Regions from separate parts of the Homo sapiens genome. Here region 1 is linked to region 2. Evidence: read pairs that join two places in POLR2A ChIA-PET (ENCODE). Cell type or tissue: MCF 10A. All regions are shown on one strand. Each heading gives the region's core, and the rest is flanking DNA. Links, peaks and the distances in the headings are about the cores only. Region 1 overlaps CCDC39-AS1 (CCDC39 antisense RNA 1). Region 2 overlaps LOC101928882 (a long non-coding RNA gene).

What was found. Peaks named below come from ENCODE experiments on the same cell type or tissue, not always from the same donor. Only the 100,000 strongest peaks of a DNase experiment are listed, where the experiment ranks them.
Region 1: POLR2A ChIA-PET joins it to region 2 with 21 read pairs; 3 of 35 experiments call an interaction of 5 or more read pairs at or near these places.

Annotation. Positions count from the first base shown.
Region 1 is chr3:180,695,480-180,705,079 of GRCh38, forward strand. CCDC39-AS1 (CCDC39 antisense RNA 1) reads left to right here. Exons shown (of 2, transcript NR_046725.1): 2 at 4,795-4,973. Among named protein-coding and RNA genes, the nearest start is that of CCDC39-AS1, 20 kb to the left of the region's middle. In MCF 10A, for the core only: no CTCF peak of the experiment used is centred there; a DNase peak (open chromatin) is centred at 5,732.
Region 2 is chr3:180,758,906-180,768,505 of GRCh38, forward strand. All of the region lies in intron 4 of LOC101928882 (a long non-coding RNA gene), which reads right to left. Among named protein-coding and RNA genes, the nearest start is that of CCDC39-AS1, 84 kb to the left of the region's middle. In MCF 10A, for the core only: no CTCF peak of the experiment used is centred there; no DNase peak of the experiment used is centred there.

The DNA of each region.
Region 1 (9,600 bases), core at 937-8,936, 63 kb before region 2:
TTTTAAAAAGATATCCATATTGGCCGGCCAAGCAGAAAATATTTATCATCCAGAACCAAATATTTCTTTTTTCTCGCTTGATTTCTTGCGTCATTTTGACCTATTACCTTAGTGCTTCTGCCATAGATGCCATATTTTCTGGTCCTACTTTTCCTCATCTTTGAAATGAAGAGGCAGCAAACATAGACTAACAGCATTTATTGATCCCTTAGTCTATACTAGGCATTTTTATTTTTTATTTTTTTATTTTTATTTTTTTTTTTAGACAGAGTTTCACTCTTTTGCCCAGGCTGGAGTGCAGTGGTGTAATCTCTGCTCACTGCAACCTCCATCCCCCAGGTTCAAGAGATTCTCCTGCCTCAGCCTCTCAAGTAGCTGGGATTACAGGCACCCCCCACCACACCCGACTAATTTTTGTACTTTTAGTAGAGACGGGGTTTCGCCATGTTGGCCAGGCTGGTCTCGAACTCTTGACCTCAGGTGATCCACCTGCCTTGGCCTCCAAAGTGCTGGGATTACAGGCGTGAGCCACCTAGCCTGGCCTACACTATGCACTTTTTAAAGCACTTTATATTGTCTCATTTTGGCTTCACAATAATTCTATGAGGTAGATATTTATTGTCATTACCATTTTACAAAAAAAGAAAACTGAAGCTTAGCATGGTCAAGTAGCTTTCCCAAGATAACACAAATACTGGGTGGTTGAGCCAGACTTTGAGATAAGGTGATCTGATCTCTCATACTCTTAACCACTGTTCCATGGGGGCAGGAAAATGAGTACTCCACTTACACGCTGCTGTAAGGAATAAAGATTGGTAGAATCTTTCTGGAAGGTAATTTGTTAATATGTTATCAAAGTCTTTTAAAAGATGCATATCCTTTGCTCCAGTCCTTTTTTTATGTTACAGATATCTATGTTGTATTTGCAGTGTGCCAGTCACTGCTCTAAGTGTTTTTCATATATTAAAAAACAAAATAATGACCACAGCATGAGGTAGGTACTAATATCTTCATTTTGTAGAAAACCAAACTGAGGCAATTAGAAGCTAAGTGATTTTCCCAAAATCTCACAATTCTTCAGGTGTGAAGCTGAGTTGTAGCTACAGAATCTAAGTGTCCTTAATCACTGCACTATCCAGTAGTTTTAATTTTAGAAATCAAGTCTTGAGAAGTAATTATGTATATACACAAGACATTATCATTATAGCTCTGTTCCTATAATAAAAAAGTGGAAAGAAATGGTTGTAAATTCATATGGCACTCTATAACAAATAAATACTTTGTTGTAGAGGAAGCAAGTACTATATTAACATCACACATATGATATATTGATAACAAAAGAGAGTAAATGAAATAATGTTATGACATATCTAGTTTTTATTTTAAAAGTAGGCATATATAGGCACAGAAATAAACTAGAAGAATATACAAACAAACTAGAAGAACAACAAAAAGTAAACAGTAGTCTTTGGGTGATGAGGTGGTAGGTGGTTTTTTTATTGAATATATATTTTTTCTTTTTTCAAATAATTAAAGTATATTTCTAAATAGCAAATCTTAATTTAAAAGTAATCTAAGGAGGTTGTAATGGAGTATGTCTGGGGTCTTTTAGACAGTGGGGTGGTGCTTACATTGTATATTTATAGGAACAGCCATGCTTTAACTTTAACTGGAATCTAATCTCCCTAGTCAATCCTTTGTTGATATCATGCTGGCAAACAAGAAGGATTACCTGGCTTGTTTTAATGCCGATTTTATGTGATCTGAGTAACTCCTAATGAGAATTTGGAAACTCTTGCCCCAGATCTATCAATATGATAAGCCATTTAACTCCTTTTGCTACATCTCTGCATTCTGTTGATGGTATTAGTGACTTTAAGATCGAGTAATGGTTAAGTGCCAAGTTCCAGGCATCAGTTCTCTTTGGTTCCATTCCTAAATCCACTACTTAGTTTAGCCATATGACCTTGAAGTCTATAGACTTTATTTTCCTCATCAGTATATAGGGGTTTTGAGATAATTAACTGAAATAACATATGTAAAACACTACTATGTAGGGCACTTAGTAGTTACTCAGTAGATAGATGGTAGCTATTTTTATTAATAGCCTTTGTTATTGTTCAATGTTCATTTTTAAAAGTGCATATGAAGCATAGTAGCTCACATCTGTAATCCCAGCACTTTGGGAGGCCGAGGTGGGAGGATAGTTTGAGGCCAGGAGTTCAAGACCAGCCTGAGCAACATGGCTAGACCCTGTCTCTACAAAAAAAAATAAATAAACAAAAATAAGAAATTGAGCTTGTCATAGTGGCACACAACCCAGCTTCTTGGGAGGCTGAGGTGGGAGGATCCCTTGAGTCCAGAAGTTTGAGGCCACAGTGAAATATGATTGTGCCATTGCACTCCAGAGAGAGACCTTGCCTCTTAAAAAAATTGTGCGTGTGAGATTCTCTAGTAAAAGCTACTATGCACTTTTTATGTGATATTCTCAACCGAAGAATTTAAATTTTTCTTTGGCAGAGAGATGAGGAAAAGCAGGCTATCATCTATGAGAGGATCTATTTAAATTTGTTAAACTGCATGTTTTAAATGATCCCTGTGGTTTTCTAAGGCCAGTTTTCATGATCAATGTGATTAGCATTATCTATTTCAATTAAAAAAATAATTTTTATGAAACTATTTCAAATTCATAGTCAATATACACTGATTGTTTTAACTATGCTATAGACTATTTGCTTTTACATGTAGATAAACTCTCAAATCAAGATGTGGACCCTCACACACCCTAATTATCATCAGAAACTAATGCTATATTGTTTGATGCCTACCAGTTTCCATGGGAAAGGATTATCAGGTTAAATTATGTGTCTTATGTGCAAGAAGAATATCAATGAAATACCTTTATCCCATAGCATTCTATGGCTACTTCCAAAAAAGACTTCCATGTTTATATGCCAACATAAGGAATGATGAATGCACACACACACACCTTATTTTTCAATAAACGAAATTAAGAGGGTAGTATTCACCTCCTAACACTGTCTCCTCTGAGCTCAAAAGAAACAGCTCTGGAAAAACTCTAGCTGTCTTTTGCCAATAGAGTTGTCCACCAAAATCTGAACCGGCTTTTCAACTGGGTCTGGTTGTGTGAGGCAAAGCAGGGCTTGTGTTGTCAGACATCTCTCTACCTCTCCCCATGCTCCACATTAGCTGAGCCTCACTGCCCTTCACCATAATCCTCCCAGGCCTGCTCTCCACGTTGGTTGAGCCTCACTGCTCCAACAAGTAATGCACTTCCCACACAATGGAGGCATGGCAGGAGCAGTGTGAAGGAAACCAGATAATGCAGTCACAAGCTTGACAGACTTGCTCCCTTTCGAGTGGTACATTATGAACTGGCCAAGTGAAACATGAAGGTATTATCCTGTCTTATCTGCTGGTTGAATGGGGTGCAGCCTCCTTCATGGTAAGGTTTTTGGCTTGTTGCCAGAGGATTCTCACTTTAGCTGCTTCACATATTCGCCCAGAGTCCTGCCTCTTCACCTCTGTTAACTATTTTGGCTCTGACTTGCTCCAGAATGAGAAATGAGGACATGTTGGGTCCAGGTGATGACTCTGCCAAACGGGTTTTATGAATCACAGGTCAATTCTGAAGCTGATTTAGAAACATCTGCCACTGTAAAGTGAGTTTAGGGAACCAGGTTACATTAAAGAGGACTTGGGTTTCCTACACTTATCTGCCTCCACAGAACTGGCTTTAGTCTTTTCCCAGAGAAATATATTATTTTGGGTCATAATTCCCTATCTGAGAGAGGAGATTGTAAACACATGCACACACACGCACACACACACACACTCTTCAGAGTCTACATGAAATGGATTCAGGGTTGGGTTTTACAACAAGATTCCAAAGTGAATATGATGCCAAATCTGTAGCTTGAGAATGACTTCCCATAGAATTCCTAGTCCCAACTAAAGACAAACTCAAGGGCTAAATTTCTAAGTTTATGAGCCTCTCTGATAAAGCAAAAACACCCTTAAAGCCTAAAGTTCCTTTTATAGTTGGCAATAATTAACAATAAAACATATAGCACTGCTTTTGATAAGACACCCAAAATGGGTGCCTAGTTTTTATTAAACGTTGTAAGTAAACAGCTGAGTCTGCCAGAACCAAAAGCATAGCCCTTTTTACATAATAATTAATTCTACAAAAGACCAGCACACAGACCATCATCCAGTTATTCCTTGCATGATCCTAAAGAAAATTACTTGAGGTAACTAAGGTTTAGTTTCATTATGGGTAAAATGTTATCTCTATCCCATAAAAATTTGCTAAGGATTAAAGGTAGGTAAAGAGCCTAGCCCAACACCCAACCAGTGTAATGTAGGTACCCAATTTAGGTCAGCTTCCTTCTCTTCCCTATTCCTTTGACTTCTTTGCAAACAACTGGATTGTGTATCACTGTATCAAGAGATCTTAATCAGATCAGAGAGCAATCAGCATAATAAAAAAAGGTCTGTAAGAGCACAGTCCAATTTACTTATTGGTTCAAATTGCTGAAATAGCCCCTGGATTTAAAGGCTCAGGAAAGTAATTAATGCATACCATCCTAGGATTTCAAAGGTGTTTATAGGTAATATTTTATTCAAGTCTATAAAGGCCTGAAGTTGAAGGCAGCACAGATTCTCATCTTCATTTTACAGGCACTTGAATTTTTTGAGATTGTGTGCTTCCAAGAAAACAACCAATCTGTGACCAAGATGTAATTAAGACCCATGATTTCTAATTCCCAGGCTTTGACTCCAACCTCTGAAAATGCTTCAATTCAATGAAACTAATGGCACTTTGGTCTCTGGAATTAGATCCTGTTATCAATGACTTCCACATGGAAAGATCATTCCAAAATGTGTAATTAACCAAGAAAATGCAAATAAACCAATTTGTACCTGCTATTTAGAGGTAAGACACAGAAATGGCTTGAGTTTATTATTTGAAAACCTAACCTTTTTCCGCTTTGAATGTAGCTCATGTTCTCTAGTTCACATAGTTTTTTTGCAAAATTTACATTTTCAGTGAAATATTTTAATCATTTGTGATTCTGTTATCAGTGCAGAGTTTAGAATGGAGAGAGAAATATATGTCATTGGGCACAATGTGAAAACACAAAGGTCTTTCAATGACCTTTCACAATTCAACTCAATAAATATTTTTCAAAACTCGACTCTTTACCAGGCTTTATGCTAAGTAGGGTAGGAGTCAAGCTTTCAGCCTAGCACAGTCGGAAATACAGTAACATTTGGCCAGCATTACTGAATGAATGAACCTAGTAGAATGATTAAATACTTATGTATACCTTCTAAAAAGCAGACAGTAATCAGTGTAATAAAAGAGGTCTATAACGACACAGTCCAGAAAGGCAACCTAGTGAAAGAAATATTTAAGCAGGACCTGGAAGACAATTTCTTTCAAGTGACAGAGGCTCAATTCAAAGTAGTTTAAGAGAAAAAAACAAAACAGAGATTATGGGTTGGCACTGTTGGAACATGGCCTGGAACACCCAGACTCTCTTAGTCTCTGACTCCTTAGCCTATCTCTCTGATTCTCCTTAGTCACGAAGCATGTTGGCCTCATTTTCTCCTACTGCATGTGAGCTTTCTCCTTCTGTTTGCTGGCAGAACATGTTTACTGGCAGCTTTGGGCTAACATAATTCCAAATTAATGACTCAGAAGGAAAGAGTAACTCTCGCCTAACTTCAATATAGGAAGGACTCCACTTGGCACATTTGGTTACTTACTTATCCTTGGACCAATCATTGCGGCTGCAAAACTGATGACTTGCTTGGTGTGGGTCATGTCACCAGAATTGAGTCGCTGCTGTGATGACAAGCCTTCCAAAAACACATTTTTGCAGTGAGAATAAAACAGGTTCTTAACAAAAGAGGGGTTCTGGATAAACAAAAAGAATGAATTCCATTGCACCCTACAAGACAGACTGGCCACTGTTAAGCTGACATGGAGAAAAAGGCCACTCTAAGCGGGGACAAGAGTCTGAGTAAACAAGAAGAGGGGAAAAGTGTTTATTAAAGGAACGGATGGTATTGGTTAAACACAGCAGGAAAGGATGGAGGGTTGGTTGGGGTCAGATAGATGTGCATATTTGAGCTCTATGAAGAAATTGGCCAGGTGTTCTCTGAGCAATGTATAGGTTTTTAAGGTTTTGAGAGTCACACAATATACTTTCTGTTTTATAAAGGTAACTGTGATTATATTGTGGAGTATATACTGGACAGAAATGCTGAAAGTCAGGAATTGAGTAGGAAAGGTATGTCAGGCATGGATTTTTTTTGTTGTTTTGTTTGATTTTGTCTGAAAGCATTAATTTCTTGGGAAGAACTTCTCCTCTGCTTTGTCACAGCGTCCCACATAACCACAAGGCAGGGCCAATGTTGAGCTGTATTTTCTGGGACACAGTGATTAGTTCATGGGTAAGCACATAACTCAAGCAGGACCAATCTGTGTCCCTTCTAAGGTTTAATACCTGAATCCTTTCAGACAGCATTCTCCAAGAATGTAGACTAAGTTTCCAGTAGCCATCTTGCCATTACATTGAAGCCAACACATGAGAAAAATCAAGATGAAAGGAAGAAAAGAGGCAGAACTCTATTGACATTGCTTCAGCCCTGGATTGAAAGTGTCTTGAAATTCTCAATTACATGTGTCAATATTATCCTCCTTTTGTTCAAGCTCATTCAAACTCCATCTCTTTCATTCAGTGACTAAAAAAAGTCCTGACTTAAAAGAAAAGGCACTTGCCATTTATTGAACACTTATTGTATACAAGGCATGGTGTTGGGTACTTTATGCCCATTATCATACTAAATCTTTATAATAACCTTGAAATGTAGATATTATGATCTTCCATTTTACAGAGGGAAAATCCTTGAGTCAAATAAGTAACTCCCCAAAATTTAGTTAGTTGTTAAAAGTTGGAAATGACATTCTAAAGTTTTGTTCAACTCCAAAGTTTATGTTCTTTCCACTTTACTGTCTCTATGCTACATTGCTTCAGTATCATTAGAAATCAATATTCCAGGTGAGAAATAATAAAAGCCTGAACTAAGGTATGGCAGTGAGGACAAGAAGAAAAGACAAAATCAAGAGATATTTAAGAAAGAAAATCTAGTGATTCTAGATTCCTGTTGATTTTATCAATGAATTTTAAATATTGAGGAACAGTTAGAAATCTAAGAAAATTCTGAAATCAGGTTAACTTAAGTAAGTATAGGAAGAAACATGGCTGGAAGGAACAAATCATGTTTCATTTGAAGTGCTTGTTGAATATCCAAGTGGAGCCATCCAGCTGGGGTTTTTTGTTTATTTGTTTGTTTTTTTAGAGAAAGGGTCTCATTCGGTCACCCAGGCAGGAGTGCAGTGGCTCGATCATAGCTCACAGCAGCCTCAAATTTGGGGGCTTAAGTGATACTCCTGTCTCAGCCCACCAAGTAGCTGGGATTACAGGCACACAGCATCATGCCTGGCTAATTCTTGGGGCTTTTCTTTGCACAGATGGGGTCTCACTGTGTTGCCCAGGCTGGTCTCAAACACCTGGCCTCAAGTATCCCGAAAGCTGGTCTCAAACTCCCTCTTCAGTATCCCAAAGAGCTGGGATTACAGAAATAAGCCAACACACCTGAGAAGTGGGTTGTTAAGAACACAGTTCATTTTGCAGGGATGCTCTGGGGGATTAAAAAAAAAAATTAAAAAATAAAAAAAGAATACAGTTCTGCTGATCTGTAGGAGGGCCATAATAAATATATAGGCTTGAAAGTAATATATCTATACCAGTGTTTACAGCCTCCACAGTGGATGAGATTGTTCACAGACAGCCCATAGAGTGAGAAGTAAAAGATGGTGGAAAACGGACTCTCTGTAGTCTAAAACATCAGCATTTAAAGAGTAGGCCTTTGTTCATGATAATCCCTCAACCTGGAGTGGTCTTTTTCCTTCATCTATCTTATGAATGTATTGCTGGGGATAGGCCCCCAAATCTGGCCATAAACTGGCCCCAAAACTGGCCATAAACAAAATCTCTGCAGCACTGTGACATGTTCGTGATGCCCATGATGCCCATACTGAAGGTTGTGGGTTTACCGGAATGAGGGCAAGGAACACCTGGCCCACTCAGGGCAGAAAACCGCTTAAAGGCGTTCCTGAACCACAAATAATAGCATGAGCGATCTGTGCCTTAAGGACATGTTCCTGCTGCAGATAACTAGCCAGAGCCCATCCGTATGTTTCCCGTAAGGAATACTTTTAATCTATAATCTATAGAAACAATGCTTATCACTGGCTTGCTGTCAATAAATATGTGGGCAAATCTCTGTTCGAGGCTCTCAGCTCTGAAGGCTGTGAGACCCCTGATTTCCCACTCCACACCGTATATTTCTGTGTGGGTGTCTTTAATTCCTCTAGTGCTGCTGGCCTAGGGTCTCCACAACCAGGCTGGTCTTGGCAATGTATCTTCATCTGAGATGATACCACAGAATCATAAAATCTCCATGGAGTTTTGTTGGATCTTCCGTTTTTCATCATCTAGTAGACTTCAAACCTTTGTCCCATGCCCCTGGGGCTTTGTACAATAATATTCTTTTTATACTTCTTGTAATATTCTTATTCTATAGCACTGGGACAAGAAAACAGACTTCAGATTTTATACAGATCTGAGTTGGATTTCTACTCCACAATTCACTGGTCATGTGGCCTTGGGCAAATTACCCAAGTCATGGTTTTCTCCTATGTATTAAAAAAAAAAAAAAAGAAAGAAAAAAAGGCAAGGATGTGGGGTTCTGCTTGCGGAAAGTGAGGTTGAGAAAAATACCTCCTTCACAAGATTGTTTTGAAAATAAAGAAGACAATTGTGAATCTTTTACTAATATAGTGAGTAGCACATAGAAAACACTAGAGTAATGGTAGATATTATTGGTTTATGAGTCTGTTTCTACCTACCAGACTTCTTGAATGCAGGTTCTGTGCCATTCATCTTTGTATCTCTGTTCTCTAACAAAGTATCTGGCACCTGACAGTCACTCAGGAAATGTGTGCTGAATTAATACCTGAGTAAATATGAAGTCAGAATGCTTGATATGTATTGTCTTATTTGTTCTCCACTGACTGTGTCACAAATTGATGAGCTCCTCACTAGGTCTCTTTCACCATCCCCACTCTACTGGGCTGTGATAGGTGCTGTATGTTCAGTTGGTGTGAAGAGATATTAGGCAATTGTTTATTATGACAGGCACACCTACTGCTCTATTTGAAATGACTCACTAAACAAATGGTCACATTTTCTCTTTTTTCAATAACTGGTATGTATCCCTGATTTAAGGGCATTTTTGAAATGTTTCTGTTTTCTGGGAACACTCATAGTTTTCTGGGAACACAGGGAACACTCGAAATATTCATATAAAACATCAGGTCAATTTGGCATCATCTATTAAGAGACTTACAGATGTGAATAATTTGATTTAGCAATTCCTTTTATAGGAATTTATTCTAAGAAAACAAAGGCTAATACTGCGTAAAAACATGCTCATTGCTAC
Region 2 (9,600 bases), core at 551-8,550:
TTATGGAGTATTACAAACAAAATGAGGACAAAGGAGGAATAATGTACAAATACTATATATTGTGAAAATAATTATTATACAAATGGGAGAAAAAGAGAGGGAAAGAGAAAAAATTTCTATGCAGCAGGGTCTTTTGATCTCAGCAGTTTTAACATTTTGTGTCAGATAATTCTTTGTTTTGAGAGCTGTCCTGTGTATTATAAGATATTTAGGAGCATCTCCAACCTCTACCCACTAGATGCCAGTAATATCCCCTCAGTGTGACTATCAAAAATGTCTCCATTGCCAAATGCTTCCTATGGGGCAAAATCACCCCAATTGAGAATCACTGTTGTATAGGTAATAGGTAGAAGAGTTAAAGGAGACTATTAAAACCTAATAAATCAGATAGTAAAAGATTACATGAGGAAATAGAGGTGAATAGGTATTATAAAAGATAGTACAAAGTACAAAGGTAATCACCACAACAAAAATAAATATCTTTGTAAATACTGAAAGTAAATATAAAGGAGCAAAGAACACACACCTCATAGAGAAACAAAGCAAACATTATACAACACAAATAATTATGTATATATTATATCAAAATCGAGAGCAAACATATCAGTCACATCAATACATGTAAATAGGCTGAACTCCCCTACTAAAAGAAAAATATTTTCAATTTGGCTCACAAAGCAATACCCAGCAATGTGCTGTATATAAAAGTCACATTAAGACAAAGTGATTCAGAACTAATAAAAGGATGGATAAATGTACCAGGCAAATGGAAACAGTAAGAAAGCTATAGTAGCAACTCTGATATCAGAACTCAAGCCGAGAAAGCAGTATACGTAACAAAGAAGAGAATGTTTACATGCTAAAAGCTAAAATTCACAAGAATATTTATTATAAATTTCTTATAATTTGTATTTCTTATAACCAAATAATATAGCAATCACCTTTATAAAGCAAAAGCTATAGAGATGCAATGAGACAGAGATTAAAACACTAATAATAGAAGACTAACACACTATTATCAACATAAGTCACATCAAGTACTGTCCTATCAGTAAGGATATAGAAGACCTAAACAACACAGTCAGTAAGTTTGTTCTGATGGCTATATATCAAAATTTGTGCACTGATTAGAGAGAATAGCACTTTTTCTCAAGTGCTTACTAAACACTATAAAATTAATTAAATATTAAGCTGCAAACAAAACATCAGTAGCTTCCATAAAGTGGAGATATTAAAGCAATAATCTATGATCACAAAATCAAATTAGAAATTACTAATAAGGTAAAAAAAGGAAGATCCTTCCACCTAGAACTTTAAAAAGAAACACCTATTTAGCAACTCTTGGGTAAAAGAGAAAATATAATCCAAAATTACAGAATGTTTAAAAAATAATAAAAATGAAAACACTTCATAGCATAATTTGTTTGAACACATTTACAGTAGTAACCAGAGGAAATCATACCACTAAACACTTAACCAATAAAAATAGAAGAATGGAAATAAGTAAGTTATATTTCCAACTCACAAATGAGGTAGAAGAAGCAACAAAATAAACCAAAAGAATTTATAAACAGGAAAATCAGGAAGATATGCAAAAATTTGTAGGTGGAGAATAGAAAAACAGTAGAACTAATTAATATATCCAAATCCTGCCTCTTGGGAAAAAATGAACAAATTGCTAGTTCTCATGGTAGAGAAAAATCATATATAAATATACAGAATAAGAAATTACAATGAGGGTCCAGGCGCAGTGGCTCATGCCTGTAATCCCAGCACTTTGGCAGGCTGAGGCAGGTGGATCACTTGAGGTCAGGAGTTCGAGACCAGCCTGGCCAATATGGTGAAACCCTGTCTCTACTAAAAATACAAAAATTAGTCGAGCATGGTGATGGGTGTCTGTAATCCCAGCTACTCAGGAGACTGAGACAGGAGAATTGCTTGAACCTGGGAAGTGGAGGTTGCAGTGAGCTGGGATCATGCCACTGCACTCCAGCCTAGGTGACAGAGTGAGACTCCATCTCAAAAAAAAAAAAAAAATTACAAGGAGGAAATAACCATTCAAATAAAAAAAAATTAACTCGTAAGATGTTAATTTGTGGCCCTCTATGCAAATAAATTTAAAAGCCTAGAAAGGAATGATAATTTCTAGAGCAATATAACCAAAACTGATCCCATTAGAGAGTAAAAGCTTGAATAGAATGATTTCTTTAAACAAAATAATGTTATCAAGGAATTATCCCACCAAAAGCACTGGGCTAAGACAGTTTCACAGGGAATTTTTACCAAACCTTTAAAGAACAGAGACTACTAGTGCTCCATATATTGTTCCAGAGTAGGGGTCCCCAACCTTCAGGCCATGGACCAGTGCTGACCCATGACCTGTTAGGAACTGGGCCACACAGCAGAAGGTGAATGAGCATTACCGACTGAGCTTTGCCTTCTGTCAGATCATCAGCAGCATTCACTTCCCATAAGAGTGCAAACCCTATTGTGAACTCCACATGTGAGGGAACTAGGTTGTTCTCCTCATGAGAATCTAATGCCTGATGATCTGAGGTGGAACAGGTTCATCCGGAAACCATCTCCCCCAACCCCCAATCCCTTGTGTGGAAAAATTGTCTTCCACGAAATTGGTCCCTGGTGCCAAAACATTTGGGGACTACCGTTCCAGAGCATTGAAAATGAGCAAACCGACTTACTTCTTTTAAAGAAGGAAGTAGAACATTGATAATTATATCTAAAAGTACAAACAAATGAAAACTAAAGACCAGTGAATATCCATGCAAAAGTGCTAGGTAAAATGTTGGCCAGCAGTGTCCAAACCTAAGGAAGAAAATAACACACCATGATCAAGTAAGATTTACCCCAGAAATCCAAGGTGTATTCCACATTATTTAAATCCACTAATATAATAAACTATCTTAATAGATCTGAGGGGAAAATGTGTTATTTTTATAAATGCTGAAGAAAAACTTTGACAAATTCAACACTCATTTCTGGTAAGAAAGTTACTCAGAGAATAAAAATTGGTGGATATTTTCTTAACTACCTAAAATACATACACCTTAGCCTTAAAAAGTCTTAATGAGGAAACACTTGAGGCATTTTTCACTAAGATTCAGGAACAGGCAAGAAGGCCAAATATCTCCATTACTATTCAACTTTGTAGTAGAGGTATTAGTCAATGCACATAAATAAGAGGAATCAACCGAAGGCATGAGAATTGTTAAAGACAAGTAAAACTACCTCTATTAAGTAGATGATATGCTAGTGCACATAAAAACCCCCAGAAATTTGAAGGTAAAACTGGCCCCAATAATAAATGAATGAATAAGTCAGGACATAAAATTAACATTCAATAATCAATAGTCTTCATCTACACAAATAATAACCAGTTAGAGAAAATAATAGTAGACAAATTCCCAATAATGACACCAATGGAGAAAATTAAATATTTAGAAATAAACTTAAGAAATGTGCAAGACTTGTGAGGAAAGCTTTAAATCAATCCTGAAAGTCACAAAAATAGATGTAAATGAACAAAAAGGCATTTTCTCTTGTTGGATACTACAATGCAGCAGAATAAAGCTGTCAGTTCTCCCCAAAGTGAATTTATTAATTTGATGAAATCCCATTAAATATAGTCACAGCTTATTTATGAAGCTAGATAAGTTGACAAAAAGGTTCATAGGGATACTTTCAGTTTCAAATCTGACTTGTAAACAGCTTGGAGGTTGTCACACTGTGTTTACAAGAAAAAGCTGTACAAACTGAAAAATCAATTATTTTTCTTTAACCCATTAGAAAACTGAGATTATAAGGCAAATTGCTACCCCCAAATCTGGAGAAGCAAGCTCATCTAGAGAGACACATCTGAGATCCGCTTACTTGGAACAGAAGTCTCTGGGTCCATAAACTAGTAGGAACTTTCAAATGGTAGTTTTGATGAACTGCAGGACAGTAAGTTTGAACTCGAATTGGAATGAGAAACTCCTGGGGACAGTATCCTTGGGGTCTATAATTCTGTGAGCTTTCCTTTTAGGAACTTTATCAGGTTCTCAAAGAGAAGACTGAGAAAGACACGCTCATGCCTCTGACAGGCGGAAGGAAGAGTAATCATTGTGAAATACAGAAATATGCACAGAGCTTTCTTTGTAAGAAAGGTTTACTTGAAGGGAAGAAACATTGCCAGAGTCATGATGAAATCTTTCTTGATATAATCTGTAATAACCTGTGGGGTTCCTATCAGTAAATCATTCCTCCCACTCCAGTAGCCTCTAGCTTTTCTGACTCACCTAAAAGGGTTTAAAATAATGTTAAAACGTGTCAGGAATTAGAGGCAATAAATTGGGAATGTCATAGCTAAAGAAAGGAGCAGGGATGAAAGGAGAGAAACACAGGTGAAGGTCATAGCCCCAAAAGAGAGGACCACTAAAACACTGAGATTTAATTGGAATATTATAGAATGCTCCCATCCCTCCACACCTTACCACCATACCACCACACAAACAAGATTACAGTATAATTACCATTGGCTTATAGCTAAAGGAGCAGCAAGATACAGACTCTGAAATGTACTTAGGAAGTGCCAAAATCAAGAATGGAGAAAAAAAACAAGGGACATATTTGAAGCCTCTGATAACTATAGCTATAGGAAACATTAAACATAGCCCCACTCCTAGGCAGGTTAACATAAATCCTCACATTAAAGGCCAATTTACCTCAGTTCATATTATCTGATACAACATGTCCAGCTTTTAAGGCATGACAAGGCAAAGAAAGGCAAAAGGCAAGAAAATAATCAGTCTGAAGAGACAAAGCAAGCATAAGAACCAGACTCAGATACGACACAGATGTTGGAATTATCAGACAGGGAATTTAAAATAATTATGATTAATATGTTATGCACTCTTGGGAGACAACATTCAAGAAAAGATGGGTTGTTTAAGCAGAGGGATGGAAACTCTCAGACTCAAAGGGAAACATTAAAAGTAAAAAGCACTGTAACGGAAGTGAAGGGCATCTTGGATGGGCTCATCAGGAGACTGGACACAACCAAGGAAAGTCTCAGTGAGCTTGCAGATAGGTCAATAGAAACTTCCCAAATTTAAATGCAAAGAGAAAAGAGGAAAGGAAAAGTAGAAAAACAGAACATTCAAGAACTGTGGGACAGTTTAAAAAGGTGTAAAATACATGTAGTATAGGAATAAAAGGAAATTCTCAAACAAAATCATAATGATGGGGTTATGTCAACTGGACACAGGAGCCAACTGAAAGAGTCCTCAGGGGCCAAACTTGAAACAATTTCATTAACAAAATAAAGAAATATCAAATTATACCCCAAAATATAGAATAAATATCCATGAGTCTATCCTGATATAAATAAATAATTGAATAAATATATGGGGAAGAATAGATAAATCTTTAGGGTGAAATTTCAAATAATTTATGTAGATACTCGATCCTCATGGAAGAGGAGCATAACTCCCCAGTCTTTAAGTGTGGTCTATATATAGTGACTTCCTTATCAAGAGTAGCATGAAAAGGGTAACTTCACTGTGGAGAAACATGATAAAAACTCTCTCTGCCAAGTGTTCAAGGTTCACATCAACAGTGATGTCACGTTGACAATATATGGTAAGTATGTCACTTTCCATCTTTGGTTTTCCTCTCTCAAACCCAAAACCCAATATAATCATGAGGAAAACATCAAAGAAATCCCAATTGTGAGATCTTCTATAAAATGCCTGACCAAGAATTCTTAAAAACTGTCAAGGTCATCAAAAAAACAAGGAAACCCTGAAAAGCTACCACAGCCAAGTGGAGCCTAGGAAGATATGACAAATAAATATAATGTGGTATCCAGGATGGAATCCTAGGACAGAAAACAAACATTAGGTCAAAACCAAAGAAATATGAATAAAGTATGAACTTCAGTTAATAACAAGGTATTATTGTTATTGGTAGTTATTGGTTCAATTATCATGACAAACGTACTATACTATTTTAAGATGTTAATAATAAAGGAAAACTGTGTGGAGTATATCGGGAATTTTCTGCACTATTTTTGCAACTTTTTATATATCTAAAACTATTCTAAAATAAAAAGTTTATCTTTAAAAAGTTCATATGAAAAACAAATATGCAAAAATTGTCAGGAAAACACTAAAAGCAAATCTATGAGGGATACTAATCCTGTCTAGATTTAATCCTACATTAAAACATACTATAGACCATACATAGTGAAAGTAATGTGATACTGATGCATAGACTAACAGAAATTAAATAGAAAGCCCAGAAGTAGACATAAATATATGTAGAAATTAAATATATGATAAAAATGTCATCTCAAATCACTGAAACAAAGGTTTAATAAATAGTGCTGGTGTTATGGGTGGGTCTTTGGTCTTAGAGCTCCCAAGATGGTGATGGGCTGCTCCCAAGATAGTGGCAGCCACTCCCAAGATGGCAGCAAGCCTTTTGTTCTCTGACCTGGGGTTCTTGGCCTCACAGATTCCAAGGAATGGAACCTTGGGCCATGCAGTGAGTGTTATAGCTCTATTAGAAGCCATGGGTCATGGAAGAGAACCGTGGAACCCAGCGGCTAGTGTTCAGCTTGATTAGGACAAACCCGGGCACTTAGCTGCACAGGAACAATGACGAGCTTCTAGCCCAAACGGGAGGGGCAATGGGCACCTTGCTGGATCAGAAGTGCAGCAGACACCCTGCCGGATCCGGAGGGGTGAAAGTCAATGGTGGGTCTGTGAAGGTGGCGATCAGCAGTGGTGGACAGAGAGCAGAAGTTCAGCTCAAGCCAGAACAAACACGGACCAGAAGAGTGTGCAGTTGCAAGATTTAATAGAGTGAAAACAGAGCTCCCATACAATGGGAGGGGACCTAAAGGGGGTTGCCCACTCCCAGCTCAAAGTCCTGGGGTTTATATCCCAATCATTGCCCCTCCCTGTGTGCTCTCAGGCAATATATGATTTGACTACTTCTTTACCTCCTGCTTTTAGCCTAATTTGTATTTTAGTGAGCCCTCTTTACTACCTGATTGGTCAGGTGTGAGCTGAGTTACAAGCCCTGTGTTTAAAGGTGGGTTGCAGTCACCTTCCCCAGCTAGGCTTAGGAATTCTTAGTCAGCCTAGGAAATCCAGCTAGTCCTGTCTCCCATTGGGTCAATTGATGAATCATATGGAAAAAAACAAAATTAGATGCAGACTTCACATCAAATACAAGAATAAAATTCACAAATTATAAAATATAAATATTTTAAAATGTAATTAGACAAAAGAAATGGAATTTACTAGAAGAAAGCATGAGGGAATTCCTCTTTAAACCTCATTGTTAAGAGAGGCTTCCTATGACTCAAAATCCGGTGGCAATTTTTTAAATTGAGAAATGTGAGTACAGTTTTAAAAATAAACATTTTTTGCCAGGCACAGTGGCTCATGCCTATAATCCCAGCACTTTGGGAGGGCAAGGCATGTTAGGGACAGGCCCCCAAATCTGGCCATAAACAGGCCCCAAAACTGGCCATAAGCAGAATCTCTGCAGCACTGTGACATGCTCACAATGACTATGATGCCCACACTGAAGGTTGTTGGTTTACTGGAATGAGGGCAAGGAAACACCTGGCCCACCCAGGGCAGACCACAACAATAGCATGAGTGATCTGTGCCTTAAGGACACATTCCTGCTGCAGATAACTAGCCAGACCCCATCCTTTTGTTTCCCATTTTAGTTAATCTATAATCTATAGAAACACTGCTTATCACTGGCTTGCTGTCAATAAATATGTGGGTAAAACTCTGTTCGTGGCTCTCAGCTCTGAAGGCTGTCAGCCCCCTGATTCCCACTCTGCACTCTGGATTTCTGTGTGTGTGTCTTTAATTCCTCTAGCACTGCTGGGTTAGGTATCGATTGAGCTGGTCTCAGCAAAGGCAGCCAGATCACTTGAGGTCAGGAGTTTGAGACCAGCCTGGTCCAACATGGTAAAACCCCTTCTCTACTAAAAATACAAAAATTAGCTGGGCATGGTGGTGGGCACCTGTAATCCCAAATACTCAGAGGCTGAGGCAGGAGAATTGCTTGAGCCTGGGAGGTGGAGGTTGCAGTGAGCTGAGATTGTGTCACTGCACTCCAGCCTGGGTGACAGAGCAAGGCTCCGTCTCTAAATAAATAGATAGACAGACAGACAGATAGATAGATAGATAGATAGATAGATACCTTTTTATTGCAAGAAATACCATTAGTAACATCAAAAGACAAACAATAAACTAGGGGAAGAAAGAGCACCTTCTGTCCACACTGGAGACTTTCTCTTCCCAGAAAAAAAAAATTTAATTTAATTTAAAAAAGACAACTGACAAACTAGGAAAAAATACTTGCAACATTACTGCAATAGAGATGTTCCTAAGAAACAAAAAAAAAACTTTAAAAATTTTAGAAAAATATTTAGAATATAAGAATTCTTATGACTCAACAATAAAAACACAAACAACCTAATTTTAAAAGCCATTTGAATAACACTTCATTAAAGAAGATATATAGCCCAGGCACAGTAGCTCACACCTGTAATCCCAGCATTTTGGGAGGCCAACACGGGCGAATCATTTGAGCCCAGAAGTTCAAAACCAATCTGGGCAACATGGCAAAACCCTGTCTCTACAAAAAAATACAAAAATTGGCCAGGCTTGGTGCTAAATTTGCAAATTTAAAAAAGAAAATAAAGAAGATATACAGAGGGCAAATAAGTACATGACAAGATGTTAGACATCATTAATCATTGAGAAAATGTAAATTAAAATGCAAAGACCTACCACACATTTACTAGAATTGCTACAATTCAAAAGAATGACAGTATCAAGTCAAGACAGGGATGTAGAGCAACTGGATGTCTCAAACATTATTGGTTAGAATGCAAAATAATACAGTTCATGTGAAAAATAGTTTAACAGTACCTATAAAGTTAAATATATTATATGAACCAGCAATCTCATTTGTAACTATCCAAAATAAATAACAATATGTGACCACACAAAGACCTATGTGGAAATGTTTATGACTTTATTCATAATAGTCAAAAACTAAAAACAGCAACATATAAACATACTGGTAAATGGAGAAACAAATTGTAGTACAACCATGCAATGCAACACTACTCACCAGTAAAAAGGAACAAACCACGAATACATGTAGCATGTATGAATTTCAAAGCATTGTGTTAACTGAAAGAAGCCAGACACAAAAGGCTACATACTTTATGGCCAATTATATGACATTCTGGAAAGACAACAGCATATAGAGAGAAATCAGATCCATGGAAGCTGGGGGTAAAGAGAGGGGATTGTGCAAAGAGGTATGAGGAAATTTTTAACAATAAAAATCTGTTAAAATTTTTAAAAAGAGAAAGGCTAGAATAACCTTTGTAATATTGGAATAAATTTGAAAAATAAAACAGAGGTGGGGAAAGAAAAAGACAAATTAAGCGTTTCTTAGAGACTAATCAGGGCAGGAGGTCAGATGGAAAAGAAGAGATACCTGATGACTGGAGGCTGAGAGGAGATTCCTGGGAGAAGAGATGTCTCATAAGGCTTT